Linked DNA regions of Homo sapiens: region 1 is linked to region 2. Evidence: read pairs that join two places in POLR2A ChIA-PET (ENCODE). Cell type or tissue: GM12878. All regions are shown on one strand. Links, peaks and the distances in the headings refer to the core of each region. The heading gives the core; the rest is flanking DNA. Region 1 overlaps GALNTL6 (polypeptide N-acetylgalactosaminyltransferase like 6). Region 2 overlaps GALNTL6 (polypeptide N-acetylgalactosaminyltransferase like 6).

What was found. Peaks named below come from ENCODE experiments on the same cell type or tissue, not always from the same donor. Only the 100,000 strongest peaks of a DNase experiment are listed, where the experiment ranks them.
Region 1: POLR2A ChIA-PET joins it to region 2 with 6 read pairs; 3 of 35 experiments call an interaction of 5 or more read pairs at or near these places.

The regions. Positions count from the first base shown.
Region 1 is chr4:172,541,487-172,552,819 of GRCh38, reverse strand. All of the region lies in intron 5 of GALNTL6 (polypeptide N-acetylgalactosaminyltransferase like 6), which reads right to left. Among named protein-coding and RNA genes, the nearest start is that of GALNTL6-AS1, 180 kb to the left of the region's middle. In GM12878, for the core only: no CTCF peak of the experiment used is centred there; a DNase peak (open chromatin) is centred at 5,809.
Region 2 is chr4:172,745,761-172,757,093 of GRCh38, reverse strand. All of the region lies in intron 5 of GALNTL6 (polypeptide N-acetylgalactosaminyltransferase like 6), which reads right to left. Among named protein-coding and RNA genes, the nearest start is that of GALNTL6-AS1, 25 kb to the right of the region's middle. In GM12878, for the core only: no CTCF peak of the experiment used is centred there; a DNase peak (open chromatin) is centred at 6,023.

The sequences.
Region 1 (11,333 bases), core at 3,162-8,161, 200 kb after region 2:
CCAGCCTAATATAACGATATTCTCCGTTGATATTAGTTATCAGTAACCCTACAGGAAAAAGCAATATAGAATTAAAAAAAAAAAACGCTTTTAACATTGACTTTTAAGATTAACTCTCACACGTAAGTTTTTAAGAAGGGATAATTGATACCTTTAGAAAAACAATTTGTGCATGACCTAGTATATAGAGCGGGTAGACATGTTTTGATCCTAAAAATGTATTTTGTCTTTCAATGTTTGCTATTAAACAAACAAGCAAAACAATCACGAAATTTGGACTTTATGTTTTAGCAAAACAAACATTGGTTTCTTATTAACTAAAGGTTATATATAATAAAATACCTTCAGCATTGACTTTTATTTTTCATGGCTTTTTAAAGAATGATATTTCTAGTTCAGCAGAAAAAATATATATTTGCACTGGCAATTCAAAGTCATTGTTCTTTTAATAACAAGAATCTTGGGCTATAGAACTTTCCGATTTAGCTACCAAAACTTTGAAGAACATAATTTTAGATGCAAAACGAGATTCTTTGAATCTCTAGCTCAAGAAATTACATTTCATTAAAAATGCATGAAAGATGTAACTGGGCGTTGGTGGCCAATTTCATTAAATGAGCTGTGACTTCACAGAGAAAAAGATACGTATCTATTGAGTTCCCAAGGGCTAGATTATTCAACGAAAATTTATTTCTACTAGGATATCATAATGGAAAGTAGCGAGGCTAAATTAGTAAAATTTATTCTGGGGTACAGCTCATTTATTCAGTAATCATTTATCTCTTTAGAAAAAGTATTTACATAGTGAGATAATTTAATGAAAGTTATAAGACTTTCTTATTTCAGTTTTCATTTCTTTTTATACTCCTGACTTATCAGCTTGGGTTAAACTCTTGCACACTTGAATTTTTCTTTACATTCTTGCATGAATTGAGTACCTTAAATTATCTTTGCATAAAACACCCCCATTGTTTACCTTGTAGATATCAACATCATCAACATCCTCATACAGGTATTTGAAAATCCTCAGTTCTGTAGGCGTTTTATTACAATGTTAAAAGAAAGATTTTGTACCCTGAGCTTAGCAGAAGCTAGTTTATGTTGGTAGTATATTCTTCCAAACAATAGCATTCCTCCTACCAAATTACTGTTACAGACTGAGGTTGTTGCTGTATCCTATGGAGTGTCCACAAACATTGATAAAGATGGAAACTAACATACTGATCACATCCTCCATTCTTCTTTTTCAGGAATTTGGTTTTTAATTTTAAGTCGTATTTACATTGTTAGCATAAACATATTTGAAATTTAAAGATCAAATGGACAGAAAGATGAATTTTATGATTTTAAAATTTATTTATATTATTTTAAAAATATTCTACTTTTGTCAATATGTGAATTTTCTGAAGACGTTTAAAAGAACAATACAAATATATTATGTTACTCTGAAATTATATCAAAATTTTTACATGTACCTAATCAATGGGGTGTAATTGGTTGGAGTTTGATTTAAAAGAATAGAATTAGATTCCTAATTTATTCTTAGAAAATAAAGTGAGTATTTATAATTTCAATTAAAATGATAGAACATACTAGAACAAAACATAGAAGAAAAAACGTTTTATAATCCAAAGTAAGGAAAGTCTTCTTAAGCAAAAACCAAAATCAGACACTCTAAATCCTTGCTATTCAAAGTATGTGCTATAGATCAGTAGCATGCACATCTCCTAGAGTAAATTAGAAGTATCAGCTCTCAGTCTTCACTCTAGCACCTGTGCTTTAACCAAATCCCCAAGTGATTTGTATGCCCAATAAGAAGTTCTCAACCCTGTCCACAGTTTAGTATCTCCTGCGGGACTATGTTTCAATGTCACCTCAGTCAATTAAACCTAAATATGTGGGGGCTCAGACTGTAGTCTTTTTATAAAAGCTCCTTGGTAAACCTAATCTGTAGATGATTTGGGAACCACTATTCTTGAAAAAACATGAACAATTCAGTCTTTGATACTTGAATAAAGTTAAAGATAAAGGTAAATTCAGAGAAAATATTTGCAATGAGCTGGGCATGGTGATGCACACCCGTAGTGCTGCCTACATGAGAGGCTGAGGCTGGGGGATGGCTGGAGCCCAGGAGTTTGAGGCTGCAGTGAACTATAATCACACTACTGCATTCCAGCCTGAGTGATAGAGCAAGATCCTGTCTCTAAAATAAAATAAAATAAAATAAATTTTAAATTGCAATTTGCAGTTTAAAATTTAGAGCTAATTTGCCTAAAATGCAAAGTGATCCTTCACATCAATGGTAAAAAGACTGACAACCCAAGCAACATAACCAGGCACTGACTATATCCTGAACCTTCACAGAAGAGTAAATATAAATCTCTAACAAACTTCTAAACAGATGCTCAAACTCACTAATGAGGAAACTATAACTTTAAATAACAATGATGCACTATATTTTCCCTATCAGACTGACTATAATTAAAAGAATTGATGATATCCTTTGTGGTGAGGGTATGAGAAAGCGGGAACTCTCACACTATCAATGGGAGTATAATGAATATTCGTTTTGGATGGCAATTGGATAGTGCTATCAACATTTCAAATGCACAGATAATTTGTCCCAACAATCTTACCTCCTGAAATCTTTACTATAAGAAATAGTCATGTAATTGTACAACTATATATGTATATATGAGAAAAATATATGTATATTTGTGATAAATATATGCAAGATATACATATGAGAAAAAATTGAAGCAAACTGCATGTTCATCACTGCTTCAATGTTAATTATGATGAAACTTTACTGTGGAAAACTATCCAGTGGAGAATAAAGGAAGTTATATTACTGACACGGAAAGATATTTGTGATAAACAGCAATTTATAGATTTCTCTCTCATTTTTGCATTGTTTTTATTTAAAAATGTTATTTATAAACGGAAAGGCTGGCAGAATGCTTGTTGAACTCTTAACATTTGTATCGTCTAGGGGTGGAAGGTAAGAAAGGGTGAGACAGGCACTTTGATTTTTAGCATTTACAGTGTGCTATTTGTTTTTTAGCCCAATTACAATACTTTTGTACTTAAAAATAGATTTGTAATATTGTTTAAAAAATTGATTACTCAGAACTAGCTTGTGTGCATTACTGTGAAGAGAACATTTTGGAGATGAAGACACAAAGAAAATAAGCAACATTTTGTTATTTTTTTTTTTAAATTGCATTGTGGTAGGTAGAGGAAAAACAACCTACACAACTTTTAGAATTTCCTTTAAAAATTAGATTCTACATTAAATTAAAATTAAACACTTTTAAATTGTAGATATCACTTAGTAATTGATCTCATATAAGATAATGACAACAAAGTTAAATGACATGCGTAAGGTAACACAAGTGAAGTTAGGTCAAAAGGCACACGTTAGGCAGTAGGCAGTCTCCTAGAGAAACTAGGGTTAGGAAGTTTAAACTGCTTTGCAGTACAATGTGGTAAGAGTGTCAGAAAAATGTAGGATACAAAAATCATTTATGTGCTCTCCTATATGCTACTTTCCAGGCCTGCAATCTACTGACCACAACACTCCCTTCAATAACAGCCAAAGATAAAAACGATGCAAGTTATTGCCAGGGACTGGGAGTTGGGAAAAGGAATTGACTACAAAGAGGCACAAAGAAACATTTTGGCACCATGCAAATATTCCATATGTTAATGTTGCTGGATACATGACTATGGGCATTGGTCGAAATTCCTGGAACTATACATCTCAAAGGGAAAATTATATTTCAATAATATTGGCTTAAAAATTAAAATACAATATAAATAACAAACAAAACAAAAACATTTACCTAGTACTTCAGTATCTACTTAAATAGTGATTGAAATAATAGAGAAACAACATTAAGATTTTATAACATAAAATATTGTTTTAAAAGGGGCCTGAAAAAAATCCTGATTATTATTTACATTTTATTGGAAAAACATATACATACAAAAAGATGCAGAGATCTTCAGTTTTTTGTTGTTTACATTTTTCTGATACTACTTTCTGAAAACACTTAGAAGACTAAATCTAAACATAAACTGGAAAATGGGTAAGATCTAATTAGTTGCTCTTTACATTTGTTCTACTGTGTTGTCTTAGCTGGGCAATGTGAACTTAGGAAAGGATGTTATAAATATGAAAGCAATCATTAGATTTGATTTTTGTTCATATTTATAGAGGCTAAAATTACATTTTCCTGGATAATGGAGTCTAAAGTATAACCAAAATGTAATTTAAACTTTAGATTGCTCTAATGTTTATACAACTAAAATTAAACCACATACCATGTACCGGGGGCTTTAGCTTAAAACCATTTGTTAACATTGACAATGTGCATTCCTATGAGAATCATGTTAATATAATTGTCCTGCCCTTCGTTCTCTTAAATAAACAAGTGACTTGTCCCCTAATAGCCTCATTTTGTTATGTAAATGTGCAGTACCTTCCTTCAACAGCCACATATCACCTGGAGTGGTGAAGGTCTTGCAGAATGTTATGTTTATCTTTTACATTTATGGCTAAAATCAAAGAGTTTTTATAAAAATATAAAGCAAATACTTCTCCAGGAAAGCTATCAGGTGGAGACATAATTCTTTTGACCCTTCATTGACATCGACATATTAAAACCTAAAACCAAAACCCAAAAACCCACACCATTAATTTATAGAACCTTCTCCGTGTTCTGTAGGACTCATTTTATCTGGGATCCTCACATCCTCAATAGATTAATACACAAGTCATTTGTCTTTCTTGTCTCCAGAGCAGACATACAAAGTCATAGTTTCCATGGCAATCGGACAAGCCCCACCCCAAGTGGTTGTTAAACTGTACAGCTTGCACTACCACTGGGGCTCTTTACTGCTAGAGCATCAAACCAATTTCAGAAGCAAGGCCACTTGAGAATGACAGATTAGCTTCTGGGAAGGTTGACTTAGCACAGTGGGCAGCTGGCTTAAACACTGAGAGGCAGAGCAGAAATATAGATTCCCTGAATGAAAAGTTACATTTCTATCAGCGTTGTGAAGGAGAGAAAAATCTACAGGGTCACAGCCATTAACATTTGAAATTTTTATAGTTAAATTTAATAAAAAATGTCATAAAGAGATCAGGTCACATCATTAGTTCTAGAGAATAAGAGGAAGTAAGTGAGATTGTCTTCAGGAGGAAAAAAAATGATCTAAAGGTTGCTGAGTTACTCATGAACTTTTCACATGGTGTTGCAGGTATAAAAAAGAAATCAATGAATCAATGCATATATATGCTTTGGGTCGACTTCATAATTAAAATATGCTTCCCTCCCCCAGCTATATATTCTTTGGGAGTGTGCCTGTGGCCCACAGAGAGTGGCAGAAGGGTTGGTCTTTTGAAGATCAAATTGGGCTTATTCAAGAAAAATCTGCTCAAAATAGATGAGCACCCCAAAAGAAGACAACTTTATATTGACTCAAGCCCTGGCTTGCATCAGTCTGATAGGTCTGAAACCAATTCTATCAATATTGGTATGGAATCAGAGTTTCCATTCTGGTGCTATGATGATGGCATTATAGGCAGGGACCCACCTTCAAGGCCTGCATTCTAACCACTGCTCACACCTCCCACCCCTTTGAGGCAACTGATTCCCAATGGGAAACATCTCAAAGATTTGACAACAGCCAAATAAACCACTAGTGTTCACTGACAGATGACTTTCCTATAATAGTTTTGTTGATAAGTAGAGTAGTCAAATTCTTAGAGACCGAGGGTAGAATGGTGGCTGCCAGGAGCTGGGGGAAAGTGAGCTTGGGGAGCTATTGTTGAACGCATAGAGTTTCAGTTTCACAACATGAAAAGAGCTCTGGTCACGGATGGGTGATGACTGCACAACAATGTGAGTGTGCTTAATGCCACTGAACTGTACGCTTAAAAATTATTGAGAAGATACATTTAATGTTGTGTATATTTTACAATTATACATATACGTATATATATACGTATATATACGTATATATATATAAAGCGGAGTTGAAAAACTCTAATAAGGCCCTGAGTCCAAAATGAAGCCTCCTGCTTCTAACACACTTGAATCTAAGGGACTCGGTTTTGCAAATCACATCTTGTTTAACTTAGCAAAGAAGTGGCATGTGTAAAGGAAATGGAAAAGAAAGAGAGATACGGATGGCATCTACTCCTAGAAGACAGTCCTTTTCCAGGTCTACTTATCATGGTTGGAAGGCAAGAAGAAACAATCATGGCTACTCTAAGTCCCAGTGATTTTTGCAGGTATAGCAGTCTTTTTTTTTTTTAAACTTGTGTATTTATTTATTATTTTTTATAGATTTAGAGGGTATAAGTGCAGATTTCTTGCATATATTGCATAGTGGTAGAGTCTGGACTTTTAGTATAACTATCATGGGAATAGTCAACATTGTGCAGGTAGAAATTTGATCACTATTTTGTCAACATCATATCCCTTCAACTAGCATAGCTGCTAGAATACTGTAGGACCTCAATAAAAGTTGTTAAATAGATAAGTAAATCTGTCCTCTGGTAAAACACAGCTCTGTTATGGCATGTGAACTTACTAATTTTATCACATTAAAAATTTCTTCTCTCCCGAGTGGTAATGGGTGAGTAAGTTATTTAACTTCTGGGAGACTCGGTTTTGTCATCCATAAAATGCAGACTATACCTCTTTCCCCATAGTGTTGTGGCATTATGTACATGTGTGTGCAGAAGTCTGTGTATACATACATATTTATATATACACATGTATTTAAAACATTCAAAATAACACCTTAGCACATTGTAGGCACTTAATAAATAGTAAGTAAGCACTATTATTTTTTTCATGATTGCTATTGTAATAAGCCTATTCTAAACGAGTAAGTTGCATATCTTGTCTCATTCTTTTGCCTAGTTTGTTACCAAAAAGGTTGGCCCTTCTGTCACTCAATATATAGGCCACAGGCATCTCCTTAAACAGTTTAGGGAAAAAGCTTTTATTATACATCTGTCATAGTTAATAAAAGTCAGTATATAAATCGACTCACTGATTTATTCATTCATCCATTCACCATGCTTTTAGCAAAGGCCTACAACGTGCTGGCACCATGCTGGATCTGAGCAGGTCCTGCTTCCCAAGTGTTTAAACTAAACAGGGGAAATAAACAGAGGGCAAATGATTACAGTGAAAAGGCAGTGTTTTAAGTGCCAGAAGGATAAGGGAAGAATTTTAGAAGGCTTGCCATTCCATGCTTGCTTAGGACCTCATTGTACAGGCTATAGAAATCCACACAAGGATTCTGGGATGCAACAGAACCACGGTGGTTAATCAGGAAGATAATTTGGTAACCGTGTGGAAGGTGGATTGAAGTGAGGAGTGGCTGAGCTTTTCAAATGTCTATTTTCTGGTGCTATAGTTAGCAACACTGAAATTCACTCACGTTCTCTTACCCACGGATCTTCACCTTTTTTCTTCACAGCTCTTACAGAGTGAAAGAAATTATAAAGTAGAGAAATAAGGCAATTTTCTAGCTTCGGGAACTCTGAACTGCTGTAGCCATATCATATTACCTCTGGGGCCTTAGTTACCCCCCCACCCCATTATACATTTAGTAATGTCTGTGTTGTCCATTAAATACTTATTTCTTAGAACTAAAATTATTATAAATCATGTTACCAATATGCAAGAATTTTTAAAATTATCCACTGGAGGAGCAAAGTAGCAAAGTTTAAGATGTCACATATATCTTAACAGTAGACCATACAAGCATGCATAAATCTCTAGTTTCCCTCTGTGACTATATATTCACTGATATAAGCATTGGGAAAAACCTGGGATAATTTGCAGAAGTATAATTCATGATTCAATAAACATAAATCAAAATCTGAGGAATGTAAGAAACTCTAGAATCTCTTGAGTAGTATGAAACAGATGGCTAGTTAGATTTCACAGGTCTCTATGTATATGCAATTGAGATTTTATTTCTTCACACATACAATTCCACAGTTATCTCTTACCTTCATACTGTACATATGGTAGAGGTGAAATGTTTGAAGAGTCATTAAGAACTGTTCATGCTAGGAAAGCAAAAGTATTCCCACTTCATTTGAAATACCAGAACTTTATTTTAAATACCAAAAGAATCCTCTAGAGAAAAAAAGTAATTGTATTTTCCTTAAGCCCTCTTCTCCTTAGAAGAAGAGGAAGACAAATAATATATATGTATGAAAGGAGAAGGAAGGAATGTAAACTGCTGCTTAAAAAGTGACCCTATTTGTTTATTTAATTGTTCTTTTCTTCCAGCATACCTCCCCACTGTGCAGGTTAACAGGAGAGTTTGGATGAGGACTGTAGCAGGTGGCAGATGAGAATATTTATAATGGGTAGGAAGTTTGGATTGGGAGAGTCAAAGAAGATAAACAGGACCCTTGAGAACCACAACTCATAGCAGAGATGTGGAACCACGAAGCCAATCTTGTGTAAGTAAAATCATGGCATGAAATTAGTATATTGTGTTTCCTGAGACCAGGAAAACCAGAGAAGACAGGAAGGGAAAGAGGCAAGGAGACATGGAAATGGATCTAAATCTGGCTTCATATACTCCACAGATACAGGCTGTTGAGGAAAAAAACCTATACCAGGATCTGGTCCTGTGAGCCAAGTGGCACAACAGCTTTCTGTAGCCACCAGAGAAACTGGCAACTGTGGAAGCAGCTTATTGGAACTAAGAAATCGATCTCCTTGAGTTGAACTCCTGGCTCCACCTCTCGGGCATGTCTTTACTTCTCTATTTTTGCATCATAATGGGTACAAATGATATCAAAGGGAAGGTAGTTGTATCTATTTCATAGGGTTGTTGTGAGGAGCCAATAAATTTTTATACAAACTAGCCCTTTGATACCTGAATAACACTCCAGAATGTAAAGTAATAGTATTGTGCAAGCATTGCATTATCTTCATCTTCAACATCTTCATTAGAAGATCCTTTTAACAGAAAGGCAAAGAGGTAGCATACTCCTATATAATTTCTGCATTTCCAGTATTGGCAGTACAGATAGCGGAAGGGCAAATGCAGATGAAAAACAGTTCACTTAATTCTCCCTGTTGAAGAAAAGAGACTCCCTTGAAACTACCCTCATCTTACCCTGTCTCTGTTTTCTCAAACCATTTACTTTTGAAAACTTGTGATTCTGAGTTCTTTCTCTGTCGCTTTGAAATTTATTTAAATCATTTTAAAAGCTAAAGCTAAGTCTCTACGACCCAGGAAGCTTTAAAACTCAGGAATGACTTATCAAGGGCCTGGGAGCCAGCTCTTTAAAATGCAGTCATCAAGGAAGACAGCGCCCCTATCTTCCAGTTTGCATGGGCGCACAGGAGCCTAAAATGTTGGGCACCAAAACCACCTTCTATGACAGAAACAATGAAAAGTTTACTTAGCTTTTGGATAAAGCCAATTAGCTTACAACCCAATCAGCAGGTAAATTTAGGATGAACTATGTGTGACAAATTGTGCTGTCAAGTCTTCTTGAGGACCACTTATTTTTTATCCTGAGCATGTGCACGTAATTGGTTGTGTTTGCTGGCTATAGAAAAGGGTGGGATTTCTTGTTGACTTTGAAATCTTTTTAAAGAATTCCCTGTGATGCAAATCGCATTCCGGTTTAATGATTTTTATATAGCACAGCTGTTCCTTTTCTTTTGCGATGGAGTCTCGCTCTGTCACCAGGCTGGAGTGCAGTGGCACAATCTCAGCTCACTGCAACCTCCGCCTCCCGGGTTCAAACAATTCTTCTGTCTCAGCCTCCCGAGTAGCTGAGATTACAGGCACGTGCCACCACGCCCGGCTAATTTTTGTATTTTTTTTTTTAGTAGAGACAGGGTTTCACCACATTGGCCAGGCTGGTCTCTAACTCATGACCTTGTGATCCACCCGCCTGCGCCTCCCAAAGTGCTGGGATTACAGGTGTGAGCCACTGCGCCCGGCCAGCACAGCTGTTTCTTTCTACCTTTGTGGAAAAGTTTTCTGGGTTGGGAATGTAACTGAAAACAAAATCCTAAGTCCCACAACTGACTGAACAGAACCCCCACCTTGGCCAAGGGGACCCCAGAGAAACCCGAAAAACAAAGTTCTCGCCATGATAGGCAGGGAGGTCTGAAATGCCTCATTATGTTAGAGTATGTAGCTAGTCAGGCATGAGCAGGGTAGCAGAGGGCTCCCCTCCCCCACCAGGAATGTCAAGCGATCATCAGATGGTGGTCAGGCGGTCCTGATGATACAAGAGTTAAGAAGAAATCACTTAGGCAGATGGTAAGGGTATAGGAGTCCTCGGTAAGTCTTTTCTCTTTAATGAAAAGCAGCCCCAAATCATTTTCTAACAAAGAACGCCCTGTAAAGTCAAGCTGCAGACAGACAAGCAAGCTGGGAGCTTGCACGGGTGAATGCCGGCAGGAACTAGGGCCTAGACATTTTGAAGATGGCAGCGATCAACTGGAAAGCCTGTGTGCATAATAAGATTAGAATGGGGCGACCAGCCTTCCCCGGGCGCTATGTAAACGTCATACCTGATTGAACCAATATGTGAGCTCTACTTAAATAAGACACCGCCTCCTCAAACCTGACTATAAAATTTGGCACATCTGCCGCCAGCCGGTCCTTTCTGCTTGGAGATCCCTTTCTCTATAAAGCTGTTTCTCTTTCTCTTCTCTTCTCCCTGTTAAAGCTCTACTCCTAAACTCCTCCTGTGTGTCCATGTCCTACATTTTCCTGACTGGGACAACGAACCCCAGGGTATATACCTCAGACAATGTAGCTGCTTCACTAATAATAATTGGTCCCAGCCAGAGCCAGGGAAGAGCAGTCTCCCAGTAGAAAATAATCTGAAACTGGTAATCAGCAGCTTCCTGATAAGGTCTCAGGATTTGGGCGAGTGGGCTCAAGCATGTGCACTAAAAGGCAAAATGGTGGAGTTTAACAGGTATATGACCTTCAAGGAGCATTCAACTGGCAAGGGAAGAATGCCTCAAGTGAGCATGCATACAACTTCGGTAAACACACTGCTCATGTGGCCCTCTCAAATCCTAGCAGGGCCACCGCTCATGCGGACAGTCCACCCCAAGGGAAGAAGCATATCTACGTATAAAACCTTAAGTCAAAAGGTCCAAATGTGCACTTGATCCCTCAAGTTGCCTTACTTGGCCTCTCAAGTTGCCTACTCAGCCCTCTTCCAAGTTTATCTTACTTTCTTTTCTGCTGTAAAGCTTTCTGATAAACTTTCACTCCTGCTTTAAAACTTGCCGTGATCTCTCACT
Region 2 (11,333 bases), core at 3,419-8,418:
ATAATTTTTTACTTAGTTACAGGGCCAATTAATAATGGGAAAAAAGATGAAACTAGAACCTCTCCAGGATCTTTGCTAAGAAAAGAACATCAGATAAAATGCAGGTAAAACAAAGTCTTGCCTTCTAGCAATATCTTAAAAAAGATCAATGTAATCTTTCAAAAAACTTGTAAAATATAATTCTAAAATTAATGTTGGTCAGTTGTATATCACATTATATCCAGATAAGGGTGTATTATTTCACCCTTACCTGCTTTATTTGCTTTAATGCAAAACACTTGGAAACAGAGAAGTCAACCTTATATTTTAGTTCCTAGAGGAGGTATACAACAATGTCTTTGTCCTAAAAGAGGCATTAATTTCTTTATAATCATAAATCTCATAATATTTTATAATCTGTATAAAACAAACTCTTCTGCCAACTGTAGACACATCTGCTTTCTTTTTTTTTTTTTAGTCACACGCTGTTGCCGGGCTGTAGTGTGCAGTGACGCGATCTTGGCTCACTGCAACTTCGGCCTTCTGGGTTCAAGCGATTCTCCTGCTTCAGCCTCCTAAGTAGCTGGGATTGCAGGTGTACATCACCATGCCCCACTAATTTTTTGTATTTTTGGTAGAGATGAGGTTTCACCATAATGGTCAGGCTGGTCTCAAACTCCTGACCTCAAATGATCTGCCCGCCTCAGCCTCCTAAAATGCTGGGATTACAGGCGTGAGCCACAGCGCCCAGCCCCCATCTTATTTCTTATGCTTGCAATGGACAAATCACCAGTTATTCAAGTAGTGTTGTTCTATGATTATTTTTTTAATTGCATATTTAAGGTTCAACAACTAAAACCTACTAGAACTTTTGGTAAACCATGAACTTCTGTGATTGTTTTCACTGTAGTCCACTTCAAGTGCCAATTTTCTTTACAACAACTTTGTAAACTTTGGAATTAGTTGGCTATAATAACTTACTTCTGAAGCGCTTGCATTGCTAAGCTACCAGAATTCTGGTGCTCACTATCATTGATTACTACCTCTTTGGTTTTATTGATGAGTATAAGGCCTAATAATCATTGACAGCTAAAAAAATGCTTAGAGAATCTAAATTATAAATCCTTTTGCTTTCACGTTGGTACCAAATGAAGGGAGACTTCTATATGCTGTATCTCTCATCATTTAATACTTTGAAGTAATATCCCTAAGTGGTTTAAACTCATTAAATAAGGATACTGAGGAAAATATAATGAATATGGTGAATTCAAGGCACAGGAAGAATATGCCACAGAAAAATTAGTAGAAGTTAAAAGATGCCTTGTAAGAATAGATATTTCTAAAGTCAACACAAATTAATTTAAATAAAAGTCATAGTGCAATCTCCCAAAGCCTGCAAAATTTGACTGAAAATATACAATGCTTTTGTATGTTGTATCTGTTTTTAATTTCAAATAAATGAGTGAAATGAATCAAGGAGTTTTATCATGAATTTGAGGCTATATTTTAAAAATAAGAAAGACTGTAGTTTTGTTATTTGTTAATTCCAAGATAAAAGGTTCTCCAGGCTTCCACCCTTGTGAACCAGCAGTGTGCAAGGTACTTGGATAATATTGTTTCTTTAGGAGACAGACAACTGATGGAAACAGCAGGGATTCCATTCCTTTATCTGATGTTTGTGATACATCATCATTTTTACTTTTCTTCTAAAAACCACAGTCATATATTTTACTTCTCAAAAAACTTTGATTGAGTGGTATTCGGCAAGTGAATTTTTTTTTTTTTTTGCAATTTAGAAGTTTAATTGAAGTTTGTATTTTGTAAAAGCATCTATTTATCAATTATCTATCTATCTATCTATCTATCTATCTATCTATATCTGTCATTTATCTATCTCTTATCTTATGGCTTCTAAGTGGTCACTGATAATCCTTGAATGATTCAATCCTTAAATCCTTGAATCATTCTGAATGATGTAGTAGAATCTGCAAATGACCAGTGTACTGTGACTCAAAGTTAACCTGATGGAATAAAAATAGTATTAGTAAGTAAGTTAGGACAAATGGACTCTAGTGCAGGCTCAGTCCCCATCAAGCATTACTTTTTATAAAATCTGGGTGGGCAATTGGTAGTTTTTATGTCCTGCGATGACACAAGAGTTGGACTGAGGAGCTTAGGAACCACAAAAGATCTTCCTCATTCTCTACAGTCCCTCCCCTTTCCTTCATTAAGGAGCTTTGATCTGTTTTCATTTTCTTTTTTTTTTTTTTTGGTGGAAGTGAGGTTCCTTGAGTTTTTGTTGTGGATGCTACTATGGAATCCATAATTCTATTCTAAATTGTGGAAGAGTTGGGCCAACATTAGTATTTAGCAAAAGAACTGCTAAAGAATTCTAACTATAACAATCATTAACACCATCCATTCCATAAAAACATAGCTTAATTTTGTATTTTAGAGTTTAGATAGGAGATACTTTTGATAACCTATAATGCATATTCATTTTAGCACCAAGATCAAAATCTGTTTTTTTTAATTTATTTTCGAGATGGAGTTTTTCTCTTGTCGCCTAGGCTGGAGTGCAATGGTGCGATCTCGGCTCACTGCAACCTCCACCTCCCAGGTTCAAGTGATTCTCCTGCCTCAGCCTCCTCAGTAGCTGGGATTACAGGCATGCACCATCACATCTGGCTAATTTTTTGCATTTTTAGTAGAGACGGGGTTTCACCATGTTGGCCAGGCTTGTCTTGAACTCCTGACCTCAGGTGATCCAACCACCTTGGCCTTCCAAAGTGCTAGGATTACAGGTGTGAGCCACCATGCCTGGCTCAAAATCTATGTTATATTCTGTCTCTCTTCCTTTTCTGTATGTATGTATGTGTGTATACTACTTACATTAATAGAAAAGGAAGATTCACAGTTATTGATAATGACTGTCAGTTAAAATATCAAGAATATGGAAGGAGTTTGAGTGATAAGAAGACCTACACAATATTCCAAAATATTTCCACCAACCGTTGCCTGAAATGTTAGAGTTCTATACCTTAAATTTAAATCCTTATGTAAAAAGTATAATTTTCCTCCTTCTTTTGTGTAAAATTCTAATGTGCTCACATAATAAAAAGAATCTCTAAATTCAACCCAAATCTATTCTTCCCTCCTCTCTCCTATACCTATCTCTGTCTCCCTTCTCATTAGCACTGCAGAGCTGCTCGTGGGCATCTTTGTAGTTAAGGGCCTCTACTAAATCTTCCACAGATTTTTTTTTTGAACCAAGCAAACATCCTTTTGTTCTTTTAAAAAAATTATGGCTCAAACTAAATCTTACAATATTTTGCTTAGCTTCTCCAGACACTAAACTGCCTAGCAAACTAATCTAGATATTTTATTTTGATGACAAATTATTATATAATTGTGGTTATTCTATGATAGATCCAATTTTAAAGAATAATTATCAAAGATTTTAGGAAGTCCATATAGTGACAGCACATTTTTTTTTCTGTTTCAAATTGTGTTGCAACTTTAGAAACGAATGGTTTTAAAAAATAAATTGGGAAATCTTGCAATAGTCTTAAAATGTGATTTTTCAGTTTAAGAAGCCTAAGACTTTTTCGTCAAGTGATATTGTCCAAGATTTATGTGAGAAAAACTTCATCACATAATTTTACATAACACTTTGAAAATAATTCAAAATAACCTAAATATTTAATGATAAGGGTGTGATTAAATGTACTCTATTCATGTTTTAGTCTGTTCTCATGCTGCTAATAAAGACTTACCTGAGACTGGGTAATTTATAAAGGAAAGAGGTTTGATAGACTCACAGTTCCACATGGCTGAGGTGGGGGCTTCACAATCATGGCAGAAGGCAAAGGAAGAGCAAAGGCACATCTTCCATGGCAGCAGGCAAGAGAGCTTTTGCCTTTATAGAACCATCAGATCTCATGAGACTTACTGACTACCACAAGAACAGTATGGGGGAAACTGCCCCCATGATTCAGTTATCTCTACCTGGCCCTGCCCTTGATACATGGGGATTATTACAATTCAAGGTGAGATTTGGGTGGGAACACGGCCAAACCATATCAATTCACATGTGGAATCAGTAATTAAATTATATTTCTAAGACTTTTTTGATTATATTGAAAATATTCATCATAATGAAAATAATAGAATGTAGATGACTAAATTGAGTATATCATCTCAGTTTTGAAAGAAGACATATCTTCACAGAAAAAAATAAAATTATATCTATCAAAATAAATTAATTTCATTTGTGGGCTAGGAGATTGCAAGTATTTTCTTATTTCATAGTTCATAGAGTTTCAAAACTTTTAAAATCAGCATGGATACACAGTTTTATAATAAAAAGTAATCAAAAGTAAATTATGCAATACATTCAAATTATTTTTTAAAATCTTCATAATGTTGAACATAGTTATTCCACTTCTGGGACTATTTTTCAAGCAAATTATTCAACATATGGAAGAAATTATATTCTTGAAGTAATGCATTAAATATTTTAAAAACATAATTGTAAAAAATATAAACCTTTATACCACAAATTAAAGAATAACTAATTAAGCAACTTATGTTTCATTTACTAAATGGACATAATAGTTATTATAAATAATTATTATGGGTTTATGTATCTATGTGAGATAACATTTACTATTTAATGTCAAGTAAATTTGAAGTGCAAAATTGGATGTATATTGCTTCAGGGGAAAAAATGAAGGAAGTATGCCAAAATGCTAACCATATTGTTTGGGTGTGCTGAATATTTTTAACACATTTTAATTTATTTTTGTTATATTACATTTATAATAACATTTAGTTTTATTTTAAAAAGCCCACAAGCATTCAGCCTTCTTGAATTTCCTGATAATTAGTTGTTCTCACAACAGGACAGAAAATAATTAATATATATTACTTTTTTAAGCAAATGGTGATTAAACAAGCTTACCAAAAATTGATTTATTATTTGTACCATTCACAATAGGGTTTTTGGCAAGTTCTCACTTGTAGGGTTTTGGCACGTTCCCACTTGTGGGCTTTTTTTTTTTTTTTTAAGTTTAAGTTGATATGGATTACTTAACATAATTACTTATTCCTCTTAGGGCCACTGCATAGTCTATTAATCTAATAATGCTGGTTTTCCACCTTGATTTTTTAATGAAAGAGTTCTTGCAGGGTCATGAGAAGTACAAGCACGTATGACTTTGTACCTTCCCAGTGAAACTCAGACAGAATAATTTAATGAGCCAAAGAGACAGTCGTTAGCAAAGTTGGTAGACAGAACTGCTCAGACTAGAGGTGCTGCCATTACTTGTTCTAGCTGCTTTGTGCAGTCTTTCAAGAAACACCAGATATTCTAGACAGTGCATTAAACAGAACACTGGCTTTTGTGTCTTGTGGATGTGCCCAGAGGCTGTCAATTGGGCATATGCTGTGCTGTGAAGTCTGAAAATGAGGATCCAGCCTACACTGTTTTTGTGACTTCAAAAGGCTCAGGAACATCACCCTTCTTGTGGCATCACTTCCTGAAATTTTCACTGCCTTTCTTTGCAATTCAGATAGGATGGAAGGATTCTAAGGAGTGTCTAGCTCTGCATTCATTTTTTTCCTTTGTAGCATCTCACACAATGACAGAGAAAGATTAGTGAAATAGTTGGTGATATTTTTAAGATCAATAGTTTGTCCTATTAAGATGTGCTGATATTTTTTCCCCAGCACTTCTTAAGGCCATGGTTACCCACCACCTCAATATAAACATTTAACTTTGAGCCTTAACTCCATTTGATCTTTGATCTAAACACCTACAGTTAAAATCACAATTCTTTTTTTTATAATTTTAGTAATACTGAAAAGACTAAAGTCTCAACAGCCTTTGAAAAGTGTGTTAGTAATGTTTTCTCACTCTCCTGTTTCATTCTCAGTGAAGTGCTGTGCTAATTTTGTTTCTATCACTTCCATATGCGTAAAAGGTAAAATCCCAGTATAGAATCAGGTACCACAAACCACATATGCCTCAACAATAGCCCTTTATTATGTAGGATGCTTTGAAAGAACTGGGTAGTTTCAGTTCTGATATCACAACTCACCACTTCACAACCCACATATAAGATTTATAATTGAAATAGGACTCCTTTTTTGGAGATACATTCCTAGAACCTGGACTACTTAGATAACATTGAGGCTCCAGAGTCAACTAAAAGAATGTGTTGCCAGCAGACTTACCCTAAGAAAATGACTAAAGGAAGTACTCTAAACAAAAGAAATGAAAAAAGAAGGAATTTTGGAACATAATGAAAAAAGAACAAAGGAAAGAGCAAAAATATGGGTAAAATACAATAGATATTCCTTCTTCTTTTGAGTTTTCCAAAATATGTTTGACCTTGAAGCAAAATTATAACAATGTCTATTATGATTCTCAATGTATAAAAAGAAAATATTTGAGAGTATTATATTATAAATGGGAAAAGGCAAAGGAACGTCAAGGGAGGAGTTGCAGATTTGCAAGAGTGAAGGAAATGACAGAATAAAGCCATCCTGACATGAGAGCATTTTCCTAGAGGAGTTGAGTCTTGAAGGTTGTTGTGTGGGATTTGGCTCCTAGGAGGAATAGAGTACCTCCTGGTAGGTCATGACAATCACTCTGGACAATAATGTTGGCATCATTTGAAGTGGCAGGTACGAATCCTGCCTCTGATTCATTTGTGTGTAGCTGAGCAAAGGAAAGTTTCGTTGATTTAAGAGAAATAAGGAATCTTGATTAGATAGAAGACTTCCTTTGTGAACCACAAAACTTAATAAGTATTATTTTGAATGTTGCTTCACATTTTTTCCTTGAAAAATATGTCTTTCACTGTAAAACTTTGTTGAAGTTGTGTTATTGAAGTACAAACTCAAAATTGAGGCTCTATCCACCCGCAACCCTGAACTGGAGACAAATATACAGAAGTATTACTTAATGTCATACTGTACCAGAAATCTGAAGACCTATAGCAGATATAAAATTTTAACTCTTGTTATAAATTTTTAAAAGATTGTGAAATTATCAAAATGCACAAGAATCAGGGAACACTAACTAAATCATTTAGTAGTGCAGACATAATTTCAATAGACTGATCAATAAGAAAACTAGAAGCGTTTCTTCTGAAGGATAGCAATAACTATTTAAGGATATAGTTGAAAAAAGCTAGACCTTATTCACAAAATAACAAAACCATACTAAGGAATGACCTAATTAAAAGGTTGAGTCTACAAAGAGTAAATATCAGAAATATTGTGAGAATTATAGAAGACATGGAAAAATATATCATGTTCCTGGAAGGAAAGATTGAATAATATTAAGATGCTAATTCTTTTCAAATTAAGAGCTGTAAAGCTATCAAGTATGAAATTGGGAATTAGATATCACCCTAGACCTTAATAATATGATTGAAGATTTAATTTCAAAATAAACACAGCCAATATTATCTAAGGAAAGTTTAAAAAGAGGGATTTGGGGGGCTTAGGGACATGGGATTAACCTCCCAGCCACTTAAAATGTAGTAATTTTAAAAACAGTGTGTGTCATTTGTAGAATTGTGAAAACCAAATTGAATGCTCAGAAATACATTCTCATATAAAAACTTAGTAATTTATAAAAGAACCTTCACACATAAATGGAGAGAGGAATGGATGTTTTGAAAACAAACGGTATTGAGAAAATTGGTTAGCTGAAAAAATTTTAAGTGAAAAATATCACCTGGCATAATGCAACAAAGTTCACATGGTTTAAATATTATAGCTGATAATTAAATTGTAAAGACTATCAAGATTAGGGGTGTATAAGGATATCGTAGGTATGGAGGATAGACCAAGCATAAACATAATAGAAGGTCTCAAAGAAAAACAGTGACATACATGATTACCTTTTTTGTGGTTATCTTTTTAAATTTTTAATTGACAAATAATAATTGTATAGTTTGAGACCAGCCTGGATAACATGGTGAAACTTCTTCTCTATCAAAAAAAAAACAAACAACAACAACAACAAAAATTAGCCTGGTGACAAATGCCTATGTCCCAGCTACTTGGGAGGCTAAAGTGGCAAGACCGATTCAGCCTGGAATATAGAGACTGCAGTGAGCCAAGATCATGCCACTGCACTCAAGCCTGGGCAACAGAGTAGACCTTGTCTTAAACAACAACAACAACAACAACAACAACAACAACAACAACAACAACAAAAGAAAATATGTGTATATGCATGCAGTACAATACCTGTATACATTATGGAATGATCAAATCTGGCTAATTAGCATATCCATCACTTCGAATATCTACCATTTCTTTGTGGTGAGAACATTTAAAATCCTCTCTTTTAGCTATTTTGAAATATACATTATTATTAACTGTAGCCCTCCTGCTGTGCGATAGGTCACCAGACCTCCAGACCTCATCCTCCTAAGCGTAACTTTGTATGTGTTGACCAACTTTTCCCCTTACTGTATCTACCCGTAACCCCAGCCTCTGGTAACCACCATTCCACTCTCAACTTCTGTAAGTTCAACATTTTTAGATTCCACATACAGCAGGCCCTGAAATAGCATTTTTTTTCCATGTTGTTTCATTATAATGTTGATGAGAGAAAAAAAAAATATATTCTTGACTGGGGCCACTGTCTGTCTGCGTGGAGTGAGTTTGCATGTTATCTCCATGTCTGTGTGGGTTTTCTTCAAGTACTCTTGTTTCCTCCCATATCCAAAGATGTGAACATTCGGTTAATTGGTGGGTCTAAATTGTCCCAGTCTGAGTGTGGGTGTGTGTGTGAGTGCGTACTGCGATGGAATGGCCTCCTGCCCAAGGTTAGGTCCCGCCCTGTGCCCTGAGCTGCTGGGAGAGGCTCCGTCCACCCTCATCCCTGAACTGGAATAAACAGGTAATAATTATCTTACTTGTTTTTTATTAATCTTTCTTAAATGTATATATAGTTCACATTTATTTTAATTCTTAATATTATAAGTGTTTTGGTCTTTCTTTTGAAGCTTAACCTAAGTCTTGCTTATATCAATTAATCTATAGTAAAATTGGTTTTGTTACATGTTGTTTCACTTAAAAGTTGCAGTTTCCAAGAACCTATTGACAACATTGTTAGCAATAACTGTGTCAGTGAGCTTATATAGTGATTGTCTCTCTGTGCCTGGCTTATTTAGCTTAACATAATGTCTTCTGGGTTCATCTAGTTGTCACAAATGATGACATGTATTTTCCTGTGGCTTTTTTTTTTTTTGAAGCTGAATAGCACAATTCCATTGTGTATATATGCCACATTAAAAAAAAAGTTAATCATTTGATGGATATTTGGGTTTTTCCATATCTTAGCTATGGTGAATAATGTTGCAATGAACATGGGGGTGCATACATCTCTTTCCCATACTGATTTCAATTCCTTTGGTATATATCCAGTAATGAGATTGCTGGATCATATGGTAATTCTTTATTTAGTTTTTTTTCAGGAACTTCCATAATGTTTTTCAAAATGACTATACTAATTTACAATACCATCAACAGTGTAAAAGTGTTCCCTTTTCTTCAAATCCTGGTCAACATTTACCTTTCATCTTTTTGATAATAGCCAGTCTGACAGATGTGAGGTGATATCTTCTTATAGTTTTAATTTGTATTTTTTTGATAATTAGCTATCTTGAACATTTTTCCACTTTATCTATTCATCTCATTTGTATGTCTTCTTTTGGGAACTGTCTATTCAAGTTCTTTGCCCATTTTTAATGGGGTTATTTGTTTTCTTGTCATTGAGTAGTTTGAGTTTCCTGTATATTTTGAATAATAACCCCTTATCCAATATATGATTTGCAAACATTTTCTCCCCATCTATGGGTTGTCTCTTCACTCTGTTGTTTCCTTTGCTTTGTAGAAGGTTTTTGTTTGAGGCAATCCTATCTCGTTTTTGCTTTCACTAACTGCATTTTGGGGTTAAATTACTTAGTTAAATTTGCTCATAACTATTTTATTCTACTTGATGGTATTGTAAGTGGACTTTTTTCTTATTTTTTCTTTGACAGATTGTTGTTAGTATATAAACATAATATTAATTTTGTATCCTGCAACTTTACTGAATTTATCAGTTTTAACAGCACTTTCGAGTTAGGTGGAGTCTTTAGGATTTTCTATATAGAAGATCATGTCAGCAAATAGAAACAATTTTACTTCATCCTTTCCTATTTTGATGGCTTTTATTTCATTCTCTTGCTTAATTGCTCTAGTTATAATTTATAGTACTATGTTGAACAGAAGTGGTGAAAATGGGCGTTCTTGTCTTGTTTTTGACCTTAGAGGAAAAGCCTTCACATTTTCACCATTAAGTATGATGTTAGCTGTGGGTTTGCCATATATGGCCTCTGTTATATTAAGGAGCATTCCTTTTATACCTAATTTATTGAATTTTTTAATCACAAAAGAATATTTTATAAACCCACATTATGTCCACTAAAAATCATAAAGAAAATTCAAAAATAAAAGGTAGCTAAGAACTGCAAAATATTAACTATTATAGACAAAAGCTAATATAGAGAAATTTTTACAAATTAATAAAAATGGAGACTTAGAAACATTGAGAAAAAGGCTTAGATACTATAAAAATGGCTATATCCAATTAAAATATAAAAAATTCAGTGAACTTGATAACATTTCAGTGTTTATTTTAATTTTCATACTTTGGTTACTAATATGTTTGAACACATTATAATAGGAATGATGATGACAAATAATAAAAACAAATTGGTACCATTGTTGTTAACAACTACTATACACCAGGCATTAGACTATGCAGTATCTCACTTAACGCTCACTTTAAGGTTGTGTGGTAGATTTTTATTATCCTCATTTTACAGAAAATTGAGGCTTATAGAAATTGACTAACCTGCCTAACAAAACACAGCAAGCAATAATAATAATAATTGCCTATAATAATTTTACAATTAAATTGCAGGTTTACTAGGCACTTATTCCTCAAGCAATACTATAAGGCAGATGTTATTATTATCATTATAATTTTATTATCTTGATTTTAATATGAGAAATTTCAGCTGAGAGAAGTATTTGGCCCATAGGTTTTGTAACATGATTGGTAAGCAGCAGTAATAACATTTAAAACCAGTAATGTCTTAGTCCAAAACCCATGAAATTTTGACTCTGCCACACTCCATAGCTCACATTGACTGTGGATGATCTTAACATTGAAATCCCTCAGACATCCACAGCTCCCTCGCCTAAGTTGTATTTTTCATCTTATATTTGAATAATTTACTGAAAAGTATGGTTATTCAACCGGATGCTCAAGTCCAAAA